2 separate regions of the Homo sapiens genome follow, and region 2 is linked to region 1. The links are chromatin contacts, found by Hi-C or POLR2A ChIA-PET in ENCODE. All regions are on one chromosome and are shown on one strand. The core of a region is the stretch at or near the end of the contact, and the rest is flanking DNA. Distances in the headings are between cores, read along the strand shown. Region 1 overlaps MCF2L2 (MCF.2 cell line derived transforming sequence-like 2). Region 2 overlaps MCF2L2 (MCF.2 cell line derived transforming sequence-like 2).

Evidence for each region. A loop is a pair of places that touch in the nucleus more often than their neighbours do. ChIA-PET counts read pairs that join two places held with the same protein, here RNA polymerase II (POLR2A). Pooled maps may share reads with other maps.
Region 2: a pooled map shows a loop between it and region 1 (1.9-fold over the local background). The contact joins two enhancer-like sites. A Hi-C loop is called at or near these places in 1 of 168 maps with a recorded cell type or tissue (naive thymus-derived CD4-positive, alpha-beta T cell) and 5 of 50 pooled maps. POLR2A ChIA-PET finds 5 or more read pairs at or near these places in 2 of 52 experiments (activated T-cell and activated naive CD4-positive, alpha-beta T cell).

The regions. Positions count from the first base shown.
Region 1 is chr3:183,209,926-183,213,860 of GRCh38, forward strand. The region is part of intron 22 of MCF2L2 (MCF.2 cell line derived transforming sequence-like 2); the gene reads right to left. Among named protein-coding and RNA genes, the nearest start is that of B3GNT5, 41 kb to the right of the region's middle. Within about 2 kb of position 1,634, at least 13 of the 41 ENCODE cell types and tissues checked have a DNase peak (open chromatin) inside an H3K27ac peak, as active enhancers do.
Region 2 is chr3:183,368,894-183,372,828 of GRCh38, forward strand. All of the region lies in intron 3 of MCF2L2 (MCF.2 cell line derived transforming sequence-like 2), which reads right to left. Among named protein-coding and RNA genes, the nearest start is that of MCF2L2, 58 kb to the right of the region's middle. Within about 2 kb of position 2,063, at least 10 of the 41 ENCODE cell types and tissues checked have a DNase peak (open chromatin) inside an H3K27ac peak, as active enhancers do.

The DNA of each region.
Region 1 (3,935 bases), core at 384-2,883:
ATCCTCCCCTAAAAAAAAAAAAACTCCAAAACACTTTTGGCCTCAAGCATTTTGGCTAAGGGATATTCAAACTTGTAGTTTCTATCTTACAATGTATTCACTCTCTACCTCATTTTAAACATTCGACGCATCTTACAGAAATATATACAGTATAGACAGATAGAAAATAACCGAGGGAATTAAGGTGAAGAAAAAATAAAGAAGTTGGGAGCTTGGCGCCTGCCTGTAGTCGCAACTACTTGGGAGGCTGAGGCAGGAGGATCACTTGAGTCCAGGAGTTTGAGGCCAGCCTGGGCAACATAGGGAGATCACCATCCCTAAATATAAAGACAATAAATCAGATGAACTGTTCCAGAAGGTGTAGAAGATAAAAGAAAAGATGAAGAGGTTATATGTAAAATGCATATAATAAAGCCATTTAAACTTGATGTAAACTTGGCTCTGACTTTCTAATAGCAATACAGAGGGAAACATGGTGAGTGGTACGATTTATTATGTCTGAAGACATACACAAACCGGTTGTTCAGGAAAAGCACAGCTATTCCTACTAAGACATAAGAAACATTTCTCCCAGTGATATGTTGTCACTGAGCAACATCCTCAACCACGCCCTATGATAGAAAGAGGAACATGTTTTAGGTAAAGCTGCTTGTAAGAACACATTTGGTCAGTGTGGAGGCTCAGCTGTCAAAGTAATTCTAGAAGAGGCTAGGATGATAGGGGAAGGGGGAATAAGTCGAGGTGTACACTCTCTAATGACTTGTGAAGATGGGGTGACGTGAGTTAAGGCATCCACAAGGCTATTGTAGAGGAAACAGCCCCAACCAGAAATGCTGAAGAGGCAGCCTCAGGCAGCAAGGTTTGTGCTTTATTACCTCTGAACTTTCCTCATCACCCCATCCACAGCCATGCTGCTGCACCTTCATAGGCAAGTAATCAGAGGATGTGAATCCAGAGAGGTACCAGCAGCTGACCATAGGGCCCCCAGCATAAAAACAATGTGCCAGGGTTGGGGGTTGGCAATGTGATCTCTCCCTGAACTGAAGAAAACAGGAGGAAGTGGTGACCAGCAGGAGACGGGGCTGTGAGATGCTTTAGGGGAAAGCAGGCAGTGGAATAAACGAGAAGGAAACAGAACTATGAAGAAGGTGAGTCATTAGAAATTATGAGGAAGAGGAAGAAACTGACGGAAGGGAAAAAAACAGTCAGTAGGTGGTAAGAGGGGGGGCGAGCAGGCATGTGGGTGCACTTGACATATACAGGCGGGTCACACAGGTAAGAACCCCGGCTCCCTCCCCAGGCCCAGGCCCCAGAGGTGCTGTGGATCCTGGGTTTGCTCAGTTCCCATCTCCGCGAACTTGGCTTTGCCATCGTGACTTCTTGAGAAGCTGCAGGTCAGCTTTCCAGTAAGCCCATTATTACTGGAAGTGACTCGGGGGGAGTCGCTGGGTCTTTCAAGTCTGGCAGAAACATATGGGCACATATCCTCTGGGTCATGTTGCACAAATGTTCTCAGGACCACACATATGACGGTATTGCCCATCTCCACGCCCAAGGTCCGATCTCCAGCGGGTGAGCACATGCCCTACACGGTGCTGACCAAGGGCAGGCACACACACTGTTCACTGTGCTGTGTGGAGCTGCTCCGCCTCCAACAGGAAGCTGCAGGGACATTCCCTGAGCAGGAGCAAGAATGACCTTTTCCGTCACGTGTACCTTTTCTTTCCAACTAGACTGTAGTTGATCTCAAGGTCGGAGACCACGTTGCACAACCTCTTTCAGATACGTGTTCACCAGTATTTATTTATTTATTGGCATTCCCTAGTATTTATTTATTTATTGGCATTTAGTGGTGCTTGGGAGTAGGGGACAGGAAACAAAATACTCATCACTGTGAGGGAATATTGATTTATCCAAGGAGTTCATTCAGCGACGCCCCTGTACTGGGTTGAATAGTGTTCCCCCAAAAACTCATGTCTATGAGACCCTCAAAATATGATCTTATTCGGAAAGAGGGTCTTTGCAGATACAATTGGTTAAGATGGGGTTGCCCTGGGTTAGGATGGGTCCAAATCCAATGACTGGTATCCTTATAAAAAAAGAAAACAAAGAAATGGAGACGCACGCTGAGGGAACAGCCATGCAAAGGCAGAGGCAGAAATTGGAGTGGCACAGCTGTCAGCCAAGGAACTCCAAGAATTGCCGGCAGTCACCAGAAGCTCAGACGAGGTAAGGAAGGATTCTTCCTGAGAGCCCTCAGAGGGAACGTGGGCCTGCTCTCACCTTGCCTTTGGACGTCTAGCCGTCAAAACTGTGAGGGAATAAATTTCTGTTGTTTTAAGTCACGTACTTTGTGGTTCCTTGCGACATCAGCCCTAGGAAACGAATATACTTCCAACTGTTTTCCACCAGTAACAAAGAAGTGTGGCCATGTCACACGGTGTGTGGAAGAACCTGATGGTTGTGAACTCAGAGATGGAACATAGCGGCTACCTCAAATGAGCGAGCGATAAGTTAGATGGCCTCCTCTGTACAAGAAGTGATAGCAAAATCAATTAGTAAATGCTACCACTTTCACACCTGGGCATTCTGCAGGTAAGAGCCCCGATACAAGGATTTCAAATGTGACTACATTGGCCAAATGAAGAGTCTGGCTGAGAGAGTGAATCTAGGGAAGCTGGCCTCAGCAAGAGCTTCTTTTGGGTGCCCGTGTTTCCATTCCAGGTAGTAAGAGTTAATATGACTGTCACAAACTTACTGCACAAAGAAGCAGGAAACATCTGTATAAATGCGTCCACACAGAGCCTGAGTCCAGAAATGAAAAGCAGAAGCTGTGGGAGCCTGTGATTACAATAGTCAGGGGCAAAGAGGTATCTTCCTTTCCAGCTTGAGCAGGTCCCCATATAACGTACCACTAGGGCTGTTTATTCGGCATCTGTTGGGCGCCAGGCACAGTGCTTGGTGCCTTACCCATCATTTAATTCTCACTTACTCCCGGCAACCGCCTGTAATATAGGTATTGTGGGGGGGTGGGGGGGGTGGGGGGGTGGGGAATGAAGAAGATACTTTGCCTGGGTCACTAGGATTATTTACTTAGCCCTATCTCTGCAGCTAACACTGTGGTAAGGAAAGAGGAAACTGAAATAGAAATAAAATCCTGGCCCTAGCTCACAATGAACTTACAATACAAGTACATCCTTTAGTGGTTTATATAAATTTGTTCCAAAAAGGAAGACTGTTTCATTCAATCTTTACAAGTCAACTTTGGAACTTATCCCTGGCAAGTCAGAATTTAAATGCATCTCTAATATGCATTGGATTTGAAAAAAAAAAAAACTTTTGTTTTTTTTTTGCAAATAGATAGAAGTAAATTATAACTCAGTGTTCCACAAAACAAACTTGTTTGGAAAAGAATTTTAAACTTCTGTGATTAAATTAGACCCAGGACTAATTGAGTACACAGAAAAACAAGAAAATATAAATATCAGAAGGGATTTTTTTCTAGTTGCTTTCTAGTTGTTTAATTGTGATAATTTAATTATCACATTCAATTTCTTTCCTTTATAAAACCAGGTTAATATTAAATTTCAAGCAGAGAAACTAAGAGGTTAAACTGGACTCAGCCATGCATATAGCTGTAATTTATTACAGGTGATCATAAACACCTGTAATAAAACTCTACAAAATGGAGACAAAGAATCTCAGAATCATTTGAGCTGAGTTAGAGGCAGTTGTCAGTCAATTCTAATCAGAAACAGATAAAGAGTGGAATAGCACCCTGATAGGGAATGAACAAGAAATAGTCCAAGGTGACAGCCATGTAATCTTGAGTGAGTTAACTCTTCTTTCCATGGATCTTCTTTTGAATCAGAAGGTTGAAAATTCCAATATCTACTCCTCCATAATTCAACAGGATTATACAAAACTGTCAGGAG
Region 2 (3,935 bases), core at 813-3,312, 160 kb after region 1:
CTCCGTGAGGATGATAATCTTTATGAACCCATGAAATTCATAAAGATTATTCAATCAGAAAGGTATTTGTGCAAATGCTTAGAATCCTTTAAGAAGTGTGTGGACTAATTCTGGCAGTGGTACTAGAATCCTTCCCCATATTCTTGACACAATAGAATAGTAAATAATAGTAAAAAGTCACTTAATAAATAGTGTAAGCTGAAAATAAAATTCTAAGTCCCCCAACTGACCGAATGGACCATCTCTTAGCCAAGGGAACTTCAGAATAACCTTGAAAACCGAGTTCTAGGCCATGATGGAATGAGCAGTCTTACACGCCTCGTTATCCCCCTCCCTTGCTAACCACAATTAGGCTTTCTTCCCTAAGGCTTTCACAGAAACCAGCCCTTTCAAAAGACTCTACCACTGATATTAACCAACCACCCAACACTGCTTCTCCTTTTTTGCCTGATAAGAGGCCACTGATCACAGAGTGGTTCTGGCCAGTCTATGGAGAATGTGCAGTAAGGGTTTTCATGTCTTCTGCTTCCCTTTTTGACATCAGAGGGCCAAATATTCCACCCTCAGATCATGCTAATGCTGCCATTTTTTTGTACATGAGACCCATGAAGGGGCAAGAAGCTCAATTGTGTGTGTGCACGTTTCTCCTTGTATAAATATTCAGACTCTTCCTATAGCTTACTGAAGTATATTTGGCCACCCTGCTCAACATAAATTCCTGTTCCCTCTAGACCCTCTCTTGAAGAGTCCATTTCCAGCTTCTGGCAGGAGGCTATGCTTCCCAGCCTGTCAGAATGGTCACCCTGCAGGTTGGAACTCTTTATGAGAAATAAAGCTCTCCTTTCCAAATTTATGAACCTCCTCATTCTTTAGTTGACAATAGTAAATAAATAGTAAAAAGTCAAGCCCTCTCTGGCTCATAGTCTTGGAAAACTTTCTTGATTGCATAATAAATGTTGAAGGGCGTGGCAAACAGTTGTCTACTCTACATCCAAAGTTTGATTTTAAAAAGGCAACATTCACAAATTTTATAGCTAATCGCTCACCCACTAACTTCTCCAACTTCATCTCAATTCTTCACTGTAACAACCCATATCACATAATAAATAGGAGAGGAGGCTGCTTGTTATGGTATGTGGCTATCATCTTTATAATTGATCATGAGAGTGGCAGGAGGCAGCCAAATGCCCAGGCAGATATGGGCAGGTCCCCGGTGAAACCCCCTCTCCAAGCCGAAGATAGTTTAAAGCCTGAAAGCCAAGCTACAAGTTAAATCCTCAGACCGGATTGAGAACTTGTCTTCCCATTTGTCGAGCTTTCCTGTGATGGATCCCCACCCCTCATGTATTTTACATATACCTACCCTTTCCTAATTGTTCTTCTACACTGTCGTGTGGAACCAGCAGATGCGGATGCAAGCTATAACACAGGTGAGCTGGGCCTCAGTAGTGTGGCCGAGCAATGCCCGGGTGGGGCATCGGGCAAGGCCCAGGGTCTCTGGCTTGCCAAGTGACCAAGAAGAAAAATCATGCATCAAGAATTCCACTAAGACCAAATTCCAGATGTTTACAATCATTAGCACTCATAAATTCAAGCAAAAGTTGTGTTTTGAATTTCTGAAGCAATCTAAATTGAAATGTCGAAAGATGGAACGTGGGTTTCTATCTGAACAAAACAGAATAGATGACGCAAAGGCAGAACAGTGAGGAGGTATTCTAAAACAATCACCCAGGCAAATGAACAAAGAAAAGCCATCATACACATATGAGGTCATTCCACTGGGAAGAAGTAACATCAGACCCCTAGTTTTTAAATAGAGAAGGACAAGAGCCTGGCATATTAACTTTGTTTCCTGCCCTTTACTACAATTTACTTAAATTCTCGTGACATGTAAGACTTACTTGCCAGTGCCACCATTTACTCTTAATAAAACCAAGGAGTGCCTTCTGATTTCAGGCCTCAGTTGGGTGCCCAAAATCTAGCCTCTCTGGTATCCTCCCTGAGGGCTCTGAAGCAAATCTACCCTCCTTGGGCAACACAGCTGCCCACATGACTGTACACTCTGGATTGACAAGTACACTCTGTACTCGTGACTGTACACTCTGGATGTACATCCTGATGAGTCAGATGAATGAATTCATCTCCCTGACCCTTTGAGTCACAGTTCCACAGCCAGTCCAGCGAAAACCACACCTCACCCCAGCTACTCCATCAAAGCAGCACTTTTGCTCGTTAATGTTGTTTAGACACTTGAAAAACAGTATTTTCCATTGCCTTCTGTGAACCCAAAAGTATCTGAGACAGGTCTCAATCAGTTTAGAAAGTTTATTTTGCCATGGGTAAGGTCGCACCTGTGACACAGCCTCAGGAGGTCTTGACAACAAGTGCCCAAGGTGCTGGAGGCACAGCTTGCTCTTATACATTTTAAGGAGACGTGAGACATCAATCTATACACGTAAGATGTCCATTAGTCATTCAGGAAAGGCAGGACAACTCCACGGGTGAGGGGGGTTTCCAGTTCATAGGTAGATAAGAGACAAAAGGTTGCAGTCTTTTGAGTCTCTGAGAAGCCTTTTTTTTTTTTTTTTTTTTGAGACGGAGTCTCACTGTGTCACCCAGGCTGTAGTGCAGTGGGGTGATCTCAGCTCACTGCAACCTCCGCCTCCTGGGTCCAAGCAATTCCCCTGTCTCAGCCTCCCAAGTAGCTGGGATTACAGGCTTATGCCACCAGGCCCAGATAATTTTTCTTTTTTTTTTTTTTTTAAGTAGAGATGGGGTTTCACCATGTTGGCCAGGCTGTTCTTGAACTCCTGACCTCAAGTGATTCACCCTCCTCAGCCTCCCAAAGTGCTGAGATTACAGGTGTAAGCCACCGCACCCGGCCTCTGATTAGCCTTTTACACAATACACAATTTACATGTGAGAAGAGGGTAGAGGAATAGTCACTTATGCCTCAGTTTGGCTTAGTGAAACAGGAGGGCAGAGGAAGCAATCAGATAGGCGTTTGTTTCACAGGGGCAGAGGGATAACTCTGAGTACTGTCCGTCTTTTTTCCACGAGGAATTCCTTGTGGGCAAATTGTGAGGGAGGTATATAGTATTTTTTATCTTTAGGGAGGTATATCGTTTTTTTTTTTTTATCTTTGTAGCTATCTTCTTTAGGAATAAAATGGGAGGCAGGTTTGTCTGATGCACTTCCCAGCTTCACTACCCTTTGGCTTAATGATTTGGGGGTCCTGAGATTTATTTTCCCTTCACACTTCATAATAGTAAGAGGCCCAGATTGCACTCACTTCTCTGACGAGGCTGGTTTCTAAAGCTGAGTAGTTATTATAATCCCACTGAGTCTTTCAATACAAAGGAGTAAGTCTCATCACAATTCACAGGCCAAATAATAACACTATTCTTCTCCTATTCCTTCCTAGAGTACTAATATCAGACCCCATTTTAGGCCACTTATCATAAAAAGAGGACACAACGAACACCAAAGACTATTCATCACACTGTATGTGAGGAAAATGAATGTAGAAAAATTACTCTAACTTAAATAGGTCCCTCAACAGATTCCGTATAGAAAAGTCCTTTAGAAATAGAAACAATCCCAGCCTGGCCAACATGGTGAAACCCCGTCTCTACTAAAAATACAAAAATTAACCGGGCATGGTGTCACGTGCCTGTAGTCTCAGCTACTCAGGAGGCTGAGGCAGGAGAATCACTTGAACCTGGGAGGCGGAGGTTGCAGTGAGCCGAGATTGCGCCACTGCACTCCAGCCTGGGCAACAGAATGAGACTCGGTCTCAAAAAAGAAAGAAAGAAAGAAAGAAATAGAAACAATAACAAAATTAACCATTGATATGAAATACTGCTCTTGTACCATCTAATAAAAGTACTTTCTCCAATCCGTTTCTAATAATGAACCCAGAACTGGAAGTTAAA